Regions from separate parts of the Homo sapiens genome. Here region 1 is linked to region 2. A link is a contact called in ENCODE Hi-C or POLR2A ChIA-PET data. All regions are on one chromosome and are shown on one strand. Each heading gives the region's core, a stretch centred on a gene start or an enhancer-like site at or near the end of the contact. The rest is flanking DNA. Distances are from core to core; before and after follow the strand shown. Region 1 has its middle 12 kb from the start of LINC01485. Region 2 overlaps LOC124901138 (a long non-coding RNA gene).

What was found. A loop is a pair of places that touch in the nucleus more often than their neighbours do. ChIA-PET counts read pairs that join two places held with the same protein, here RNA polymerase II (POLR2A). Pooled maps may share reads with other maps.
Region 1: a loop to region 2 is called in a map of MCF 10A, with 4 times the contacts of the local background. The contact joins two enhancer-like sites. A Hi-C loop is called at or near these places in 2 of 168 maps with a recorded cell type or tissue (MCF 10A and PC-9) and 1 of 50 pooled maps. POLR2A ChIA-PET finds 5 or more read pairs at or near these places in 5 of 52 experiments (A549, Caco-2, HepG2 and 2 more).

Annotation. Positions count from the first base shown.
Region 1 is chr5:173,800,888-173,804,627 of GRCh38, forward strand. No RefSeq gene overlaps it. Among named protein-coding and RNA genes, the nearest start is that of LINC01485, 12 kb to the left of the region's middle. RefSeq lists an enhancer at 1,859-2,153. Within about 2 kb of position 2,029, at least 3 of the 41 ENCODE cell types and tissues checked have a DNase peak (open chromatin) inside an H3K27ac peak, as active enhancers do.
Region 2 is chr5:173,764,318-173,768,308 of GRCh38, forward strand. All of the region lies in intron 1 of LOC124901138 (a long non-coding RNA gene), which reads right to left. Among named protein-coding and RNA genes, the nearest start is that of LINC01484, 20 kb to the left of the region's middle. Within about 2 kb of position 2,259, at least 22 of the 41 ENCODE cell types and tissues checked have a DNase peak (open chromatin) inside an H3K27ac peak, as active enhancers do.

The sequences.
Region 1 (3,740 bases), core at 779-3,278, 36 kb after region 2:
GTTCAAGACCAGCCTGGTCAACATGGCAAAATGCCAGTGCTACAAAAAATACAAAACTTAGCCGGGCATGGTGGTGCACACCTGTAGTCCCAGCTATTCAGGAGGCTACGGCAGGAGAATCACTTGAACCCAAGAGACAGAGGTTGCAATGAGCCGAGATCGCACCACTGCATTCCAGCCTGGGCAACAGAGTGAGATTCTGTCTCGATTAAAAAAAAGGAAATATTTGTTGAGCACCTAGCATAAGCAGGACACCGTTATGGGCCTGTGATGACAATCGAATGCCAAACAGGCAAGGCTCCTGTATCCAAGGAGATGACCGGAGGGAGACAGAAAACAAGTCAGCAAACAAAGCAATGAGCAAAATCATTTCAAGCAGTGGTGTGTTAGAGACACAATACAAAAGCTTGTGCAACACCCGACACTTGTTCACAGCTGCGTACAGCACTATTCACAACAGCCCAAAGTTGGAAACAACCTTCCTGTTCATCAGCAGATGAATGGATGCACAAAATGTGGGTATCTACATTCACCTTTAATAAGAAAGGAAATTCTGACACATGCTACAACATGCATGGACTTTGAGGATACTATGCTAAGGGAAATAAGCCAGTGACAAAAGGACACAAACCGTGTAATTCCACTTATATGAGATTCCCAGAGTAGTCAAATTCACAGAGATAGAAAGTAGAGTAGAAGTTACCAGGGGCCGGAGAATTATTGTTCAATGAGTATAGAGTTTCTCTTTGGCATGAATAAAACGACTGGAGACAAATGGTGGTGATGGTCACACAACAATGGGAATGAACTTACTGCCACTGAAGCATATACTTAAAAGTGGCTAAAAAGATACATTTTATATATGTATGCTTTACCACCAAAAAAATGACTTTTTTTTTTTTGAGATGGGTTCTCCCTTTGTTGCTTAAGCTGGAGTGCAGTGGCATGATCTCGGCTCACTGCAACCTCTGCCTCCTGGGTTCAAGCAATTCTTCTGCCTCAGCCTCCCGAGTAGCTGGGACTACAGGTGCCCGCCACCATGCCTGGCTAATTTTGTATTTTTAGTAGAGATGGGGGTTTCACCATGTTGTCCAGGCTGGGCTCGAACTCCTGAACTTGTGATCCACCCGCCTCAGCCTCCCAAAGTGCTGGGATTACAGGCATGAGCCACCGTGCCCAGCTAAAAAAATGACTTTTTTTAAAAAAAGGTTATGTGCTAGAGAGTAACTGGGTGGAGATGGAGAGTGAGTGAATGCACCTGAGATGGCTGTGGAAGGCCTCATTGGGAAGGGACATTGGAGCAGAGTGGAGAGAGGTCAGGCAGGAGAGCTAGGTTGGGGGGAGGCAGTTGCATGTGGGGCCTCGAGGCCAGAGCAGGGAGTGTGACTCTTATTCTAAGCAGCAGACAAATTACAAAAAAATGTAGCTGCGGGGTGACATAATCAAACTGACACTTTTAAAAGCTCCTTCAGGCCAGGCATGGTGGCTCACGCCTGTAATCCCAGCACTTTGGGAGGCCAAGGCAGGCGGATCACTTGAGGCCAGGAGTTCGAGAGCAGGCTGGCCAACATGGCAAAACCCCATCTCTACTAAAATTTAAAAAATTAGCAGGGTATGGTGGCTCATGCCTGTAATCCTAGCTACTCGGGAGGCTGAGGCAGGAGAATCGCTTGAACCCGGGAGGCGGAGCTTGCAGTGAGCTGAGATCGCGCCACTGCACTCCAGCCTGAGAGAGAGAGTGAGACTCTGTCTCAAAAAAATAAAAATAAAAATAAAATAAAATACAAGCTCCCTCGAGCTGCTGTGGAGCAGAGATTGCCAGGGAAGACACTGGAATCCACGGGAGCTGTGGGGAGGTGAGTGTGGGAGTCCAGGAAAGAGGTGAGGCCTGTCCCCTTCTCATATCTCAGCCCATTTGCCCCTGCCTGGTCACATGTTGGATCAGCAGGTCACACGTTGGGAAAGGAAGATGAGGAAATCAGAGTGTTGAAATCCACTGTGGCTGTGCATGGCAAAGGCTCTGCCCTGTTGGGGAATGGGGCGTGGCCCATGCTGCCCCTTGGACCTAAGCCTCATTCACTCAGCTTGCCATGGGAGACACTGGCGCAGGGGTCTGTGGGCAGGGGCCAAGGGTGGGCAGGGTGGTGGTTTCCAAGGGCATTGGCCTGAGGGTCAGCAGAGCTGGCTCAACCCCAACTCTGATGCCAGCGGCACGCCTTGAATGAAGGAGCTCACCTCCCTCAGTCTCAGTTTCTCCATCTGTAAAAGGAGGATAATAACGGTTCTTACATTGCAAGGTCATTGTAAGGGTTCAACAGGATAATGCGTCTTAAGCTTTTAACACTGTATCCAGCTCAGGATAAACTCTCAGTAAAGGATAGTTATCATCATTATCATCATCATTATTTTACTATTCTAGATCTAAAATATTTACTCCATCTGCCCCAGGCACATTAAGATCATAAGACCTTCCCATCTAAACTTGTAAGTCCCTTTGATTAGTGAGGTTGGCTACCATTTAATACTCTGGGAGAATTTTGCGGGCAGTGTTTGGATCTTCTTCATCATTCTCTTCTCCTTCAAGTCACACAGTAGGCATTCCTGTCTGTGGTGACTCTACACCTTCATTTTTGTGGATAGCACTCAGAATTCCTGGAGTTACCTGTTCGGTGTCTGTGTTTCCTGCCAGAGGTGCTCTATTTAGGTGGGACCACCCCTCCCTTGGCTATCGTTGTGTTAATAGTGGACAGATTAAGAATCCAGACTTGGCCAGGTGCAGTGGCTCACACCTGTCATCCCAGCACTTTGGGAGGGCTAGGAGGGAGTATTGCTTGAGCCTAGGAGTTTGAGACCAGCCAGGGTAACATAGGGAGACCCCATCTCCACAAAAAATTAAATATTAGCCAAGCATGTTGGCATGTGTCTATAGTCCCAGCAACTTGGGAGGCTGAGGTGGCAGGATCACTTGGGCCCCAGGGGGTTGAAGCTGCAGTTAGCCAAGATCACACCACTGCACTGCAGCCTGGGTGACAGAGTGAGATCCTGTCTCAAAATAAATAAATAAATAAAATCCAGACTTCAGTATATAGTCATCCCTTGGTATTGATCTGTAGGATATTGGTTCTAGACTCTCTTTCAGATACCAAAATTCAAGGATGCTCAAGTCCTGATATAAAATGGTTTGGTATTTGCTTATAACCTAGGCACATTCTCCGGTATACTCTTTTTACTATTTTTTTTTTTTAAGATGGAGTCTTGCTCTGTGACCCAGGCTGGAGTGCAGTGGTGCAATGTCGGCTCACTGCAACCTTCGCCTCCCAGGTTCAAGCAATTCTCGTTCCTCAGCCTCCCGAGTAGCTGGGATTACAGGAACATGCTACCGTGCCAAGCTAATTTTTTTTTTTTTTTTTTTTTGTATTTTTAGTAGAGATGAGGTTTTGTCATGTTGCTGGTCTGGAACTCCTGACCTCAGGTGATCTGCCCGCCTAGGCATCCCAAAGTGCTGGGATTACAGGTGTGAGCCACCATGCCCAACCTCTCCTGTATACTTTAGATCATCTCTAGATTAGTTATAATACCTAATAAATATAAGTTCTGTATAAATAGTTGTTATATTGTTTAGGGAATAATCACAAGGAAAAGTGTCTGCTCATGTTCAGTACAGACACACTTTTTTCCTGAATATTTTACATCCACAGTTGGTTGAATCCACGAATGCAGAAACTATGGATACCAAGGAT
Region 2 (3,991 bases), core at 1,009-3,508:
AGAGACGGGGTTTCTCCATGTTGGTCAGGCTGGTCTCAAACTCCTGACCTCAGGTGATCTGTCCGCCTCGGCCTCCCAAAGTGCTGGGATTACACACGTGAGCCACTGTGCCTGGCCACAACAGAGTGATTTTTTTAAAGAAAGTGATAGACAACAACCTACGTCATCTTTGGGGTCAAGCTATCAGAAATAGAGCCTCCCTTGCCCTCAGATGTCTCCGTGCTTAGCCTGGCAAAGCTATGAGTAAGTGTGGAGCTCATTACAGGAGCCGGAGACACTCTCTTGCTCTGCCTTGAGTCAGGCCGCCTGGTGTTGATGAGTCACCACCGCCTGCCCTGGCCCCCTGCCTACCAGGAGGCCACTACCGCCGGACATTTTTATTTTCCTTTGTGGGGAAAGAGTCTGACCTCTGTGCTCTGTGTCTCTATCCATATTCTGCCTGTCCCAGACAGAGGCAAAGGTTCTCTGCACAGCCCTCCTTTTTTCAGGGAAACTGTGGGGGTGAGGGGGCCAAAGAGGGGAATCTGAGCAGGTCTCAGGCATGCAGATAATACAGAGGTAGGAGCCTTTCGGGATTCGCAAGATGCTCAACCAGGCACCATCCATCACTGCCAAAAGCAGCTGTTATGCAAAGTAGCTTAATTGGCCTACAGGTTGGTTGAGTTTTAAACCCACGGATTGTACCAAGGCAAAGGAAATGAAAATATTTGACAGATTCTGGGTGGGGCTGTGTGGTTTACACAAACATAGAAGAAAAACATCTGGGGCTAGAATGGGCCTCAAACGACAAATGTTCAGATATATAGTAATATAATACACAAACATATATATAATATATATGTGCTTTGTGCGTGTGCGTGTGTGTAAGCTGAGAGGAAGCACGCAGAAATGCAAACATCAGCAGCTTTTGGATATCTATATCTATATATAGATATAGATCTATGGATATCCACTATATGTATCTGTAAATGTAATGTAATATGTTCAAAATACAATCCCATGGAAGGTTCCAGACAGAGGCTGGAGACTGAGCCGTCACCCTGGGATTGAAGACAACGTGACGGTTCATTCTCCAGAGTTACCTCACACCTGGATAAGTCACAGCCGGCTGTGGAGGTCATCACTGAGTTGTGTCACACAGGGAAAAATTCATTCATCCATTTCTTCGTAGAGTCTACAGTTGTTGTTTTGAGTGTCAGTTTAGCAATCAGAGGCCTGGCTTTGAATGGCTTCCCCAGGAATCTGGGAAACTTGGGTAACTTATTTAACTTCCTTGGGTCTCATTTTCCTAGTCTAGAAATTGGTGTCTATTTCTTGGTCTGGAGAGGATAAAATGAAGTCATAGAGGTGCCTGGCATATAACAGAACGTGGTTCATAATCATACATAATACGTAATCATGTATTACTTTTTTTGACACACTTCAGTTGAGCACATATTTTGCGCCAAGTCTTGTGCTAAACACCAAGGATATAGACTTGTTTGATTCATTCATTTCACAGATATTTGCTGAGCACCTACTACGTGCTTGACAGACACTGTGCTAGGCTCCCAGGCTGGCAAGGGAGACAGACATTCAAAAAACTACAAATAAGTAGTATAGGCAGCTCCTCCCTCGCTGACTGCCAAAGCTTTGAGATAAAGACATCAGGCAAGAAAGGGGCAAGAAAATGCACAAATACCAGAGGTATTCCTTTTCCCAAGTCTCCAATGTGGGAAGAATATAATTCCGGGACTACTGAGGAGGGGGTTTGAGTAGGCAGCAAGGGGTGATGTGGATATATGCATGTATGTGTGTCTGTGTGTGTGTGTGTGTCTGCACCCATTTCTGTGAGTGTGTAAAATGTCTGTGTATATGCGCCTGTCTGTGTATTTGCATGACTACACATGGAAGAGAGGCAGGTGTGTTTGCATGACTGTGTGTGTGTATTTGTGTGTGTGTATCTGTGAGTCTGCACGTGTGTCTCTGGGGATGTGTGGGTGTTTTGTGTGTTTCTATACACGTGTGCCTTTTGATATGTCTTTCAGTGTGTCTACCTGTCTGCGTGTCTCTCTGTGCCTGTGAGTGTGTGTTGGTGTGTCTGTGAAGGTCTATGTGGGTGTGCCTCTGTGGGTGTGTGGCATGACTTGTCTCCTTTTCTGTCCTCAGTCGTTTCTGTGGAGCTGATCTAGCTTGTCCTTCAGAACAAAGGGAACTGACAACGTCAGTGGCTTGGGCTTTATCTCCCAGCCTGCCATCCTGTCAGAGGAAATGAAATGTACTTGGCACAGTCTGCTCCTTATGATGTCATTCTGGCTGTGACCTGCACATTCCGCTCTCCTAGGTATTTGTCTTTTGATTGCTTAACGAATACCTGCCAAAGATCAAGAGAACACGAGTGTGGGTTTTTTTTTTTTAAAGAATCATAGCTGCGGCCGGGTGGCTCATGCCTGTAATCCCAGCACTTTGGGAGGCCGAGGCGGGCAGATCACGAGGTCATGAGATCGAGACCATCCTGGCTAAAACGGTGAAACCCCGTCTCTACTAAAAATACAAAAAAAATTAGCTGGGCGTAGTGGCGGGCGCCTGTAGTCCCAGCTACTCGGGAGGCTGAGGCAGGAGAACGGTGTGACCCCGGGAGGCGGAGCTTGCAGTGAGCCGAGATAGCGCCACTGCACTCCAGCCTGGGCGACAGAGCAAGACTGTCTCAAAAAAAAAAGAACAAAAAAAAAAATCATAGCTGCATGGAATGTTAGCTGTCCATTTTCTTTGCTGTGAACTTGGGAGCCATGGTAAAGAGACAGCTTTGGCTTTGCAGTGGTGAGAGCTCGGTTCAAGTCTCCAGTCTGCCCCTTCAAAAGCTGTGTGACCTTGGAGAAGACAGTTTAGCTCTCTGAGCCAAGATTCCTTACCTTATGAGAAGGTTCCTTGGAGGGGCAAATATAACAATAGATGAAAACGTTTTCAGAAATCCACAAAGTCCTTAAATCATAGGATGTCAAGGCAAGGGGGCCCAGAGGGAGGACCCTGGGCGCAGATGTCAGGGAGATGTGGGTTTGGGCCCTGACTTCTTCCTTTCCTCAACATACGACACTGAGCAAGTTCCTGGACCTCTCTGAGCCTCAGATTGTCCCTCTGTTAAATAGGATAGCATCATATATAAAGCACTAAGGCAATGTGCTGGCCAATGTGAGGGCCCCTAAAACGGGAGCTGTTAACATTTTTAATACTACAAAGGGGCTGACAGCAATATTAATGTCTGCCCACTTTCACACTTTCAGTGAGTGTAGCAAATTAAACCTCTGCAAGCGCAGGTATAATGAATGCATAGTGTGACAGCAGTGATTTACTATCTCTCGTTTTTACTATTTCAAGATGCAACCTCAGCAGAGTGTTCTTGGCATTACCGCATTCTTGGCAAGCACCTTGCGTTTCATCTAGAACTCAGAGGCTGTTCTAGTTGCAGAGAGGAGCTGAGAACAAGGTGGCCTCTGGCCTACAGTGGTCCAGGCCAGCTGGCTGGGTGGCAGACTTCCCTAGTACCTGTCCCCAGTCTCTCCAACTGGATCCTTTCTACATGACGTCTTCACCTTCAGCAAAACCTCAAATCCCCCTTGTCTTTGAAGATGCTGTTCCCCCTGCCTGGAATATCCTTGGCTGCCACTCGACCCTTCAGCCAATCTGGGCTTGGATCCAGGTTCCTGTGCCCAGGCTAAGGCAGATATCCCTGCTCTGTGTCCCCAGTGCACCCTGCATTCACCCCACTGTGCATGACGTCCAGGGCATTTGAACCGTCTGCTTCTGTGCCTGGCCGCCTCCCAGAGGGTGCCCTCCAGGAGGTCAGGGACAGGGTATCCAGCAGTCCTCGGTGGATGTTTGCAGAGCAAGCACACAGAGATCATTCGTTTTCTGCCCCCACACCCTCCAGCAATACCTTCACATATAAATATATTCAGTTCATCCGAACTAATTCTGACAACCATTTGGCTTAATAGAAGAGATTTCAGAGAGC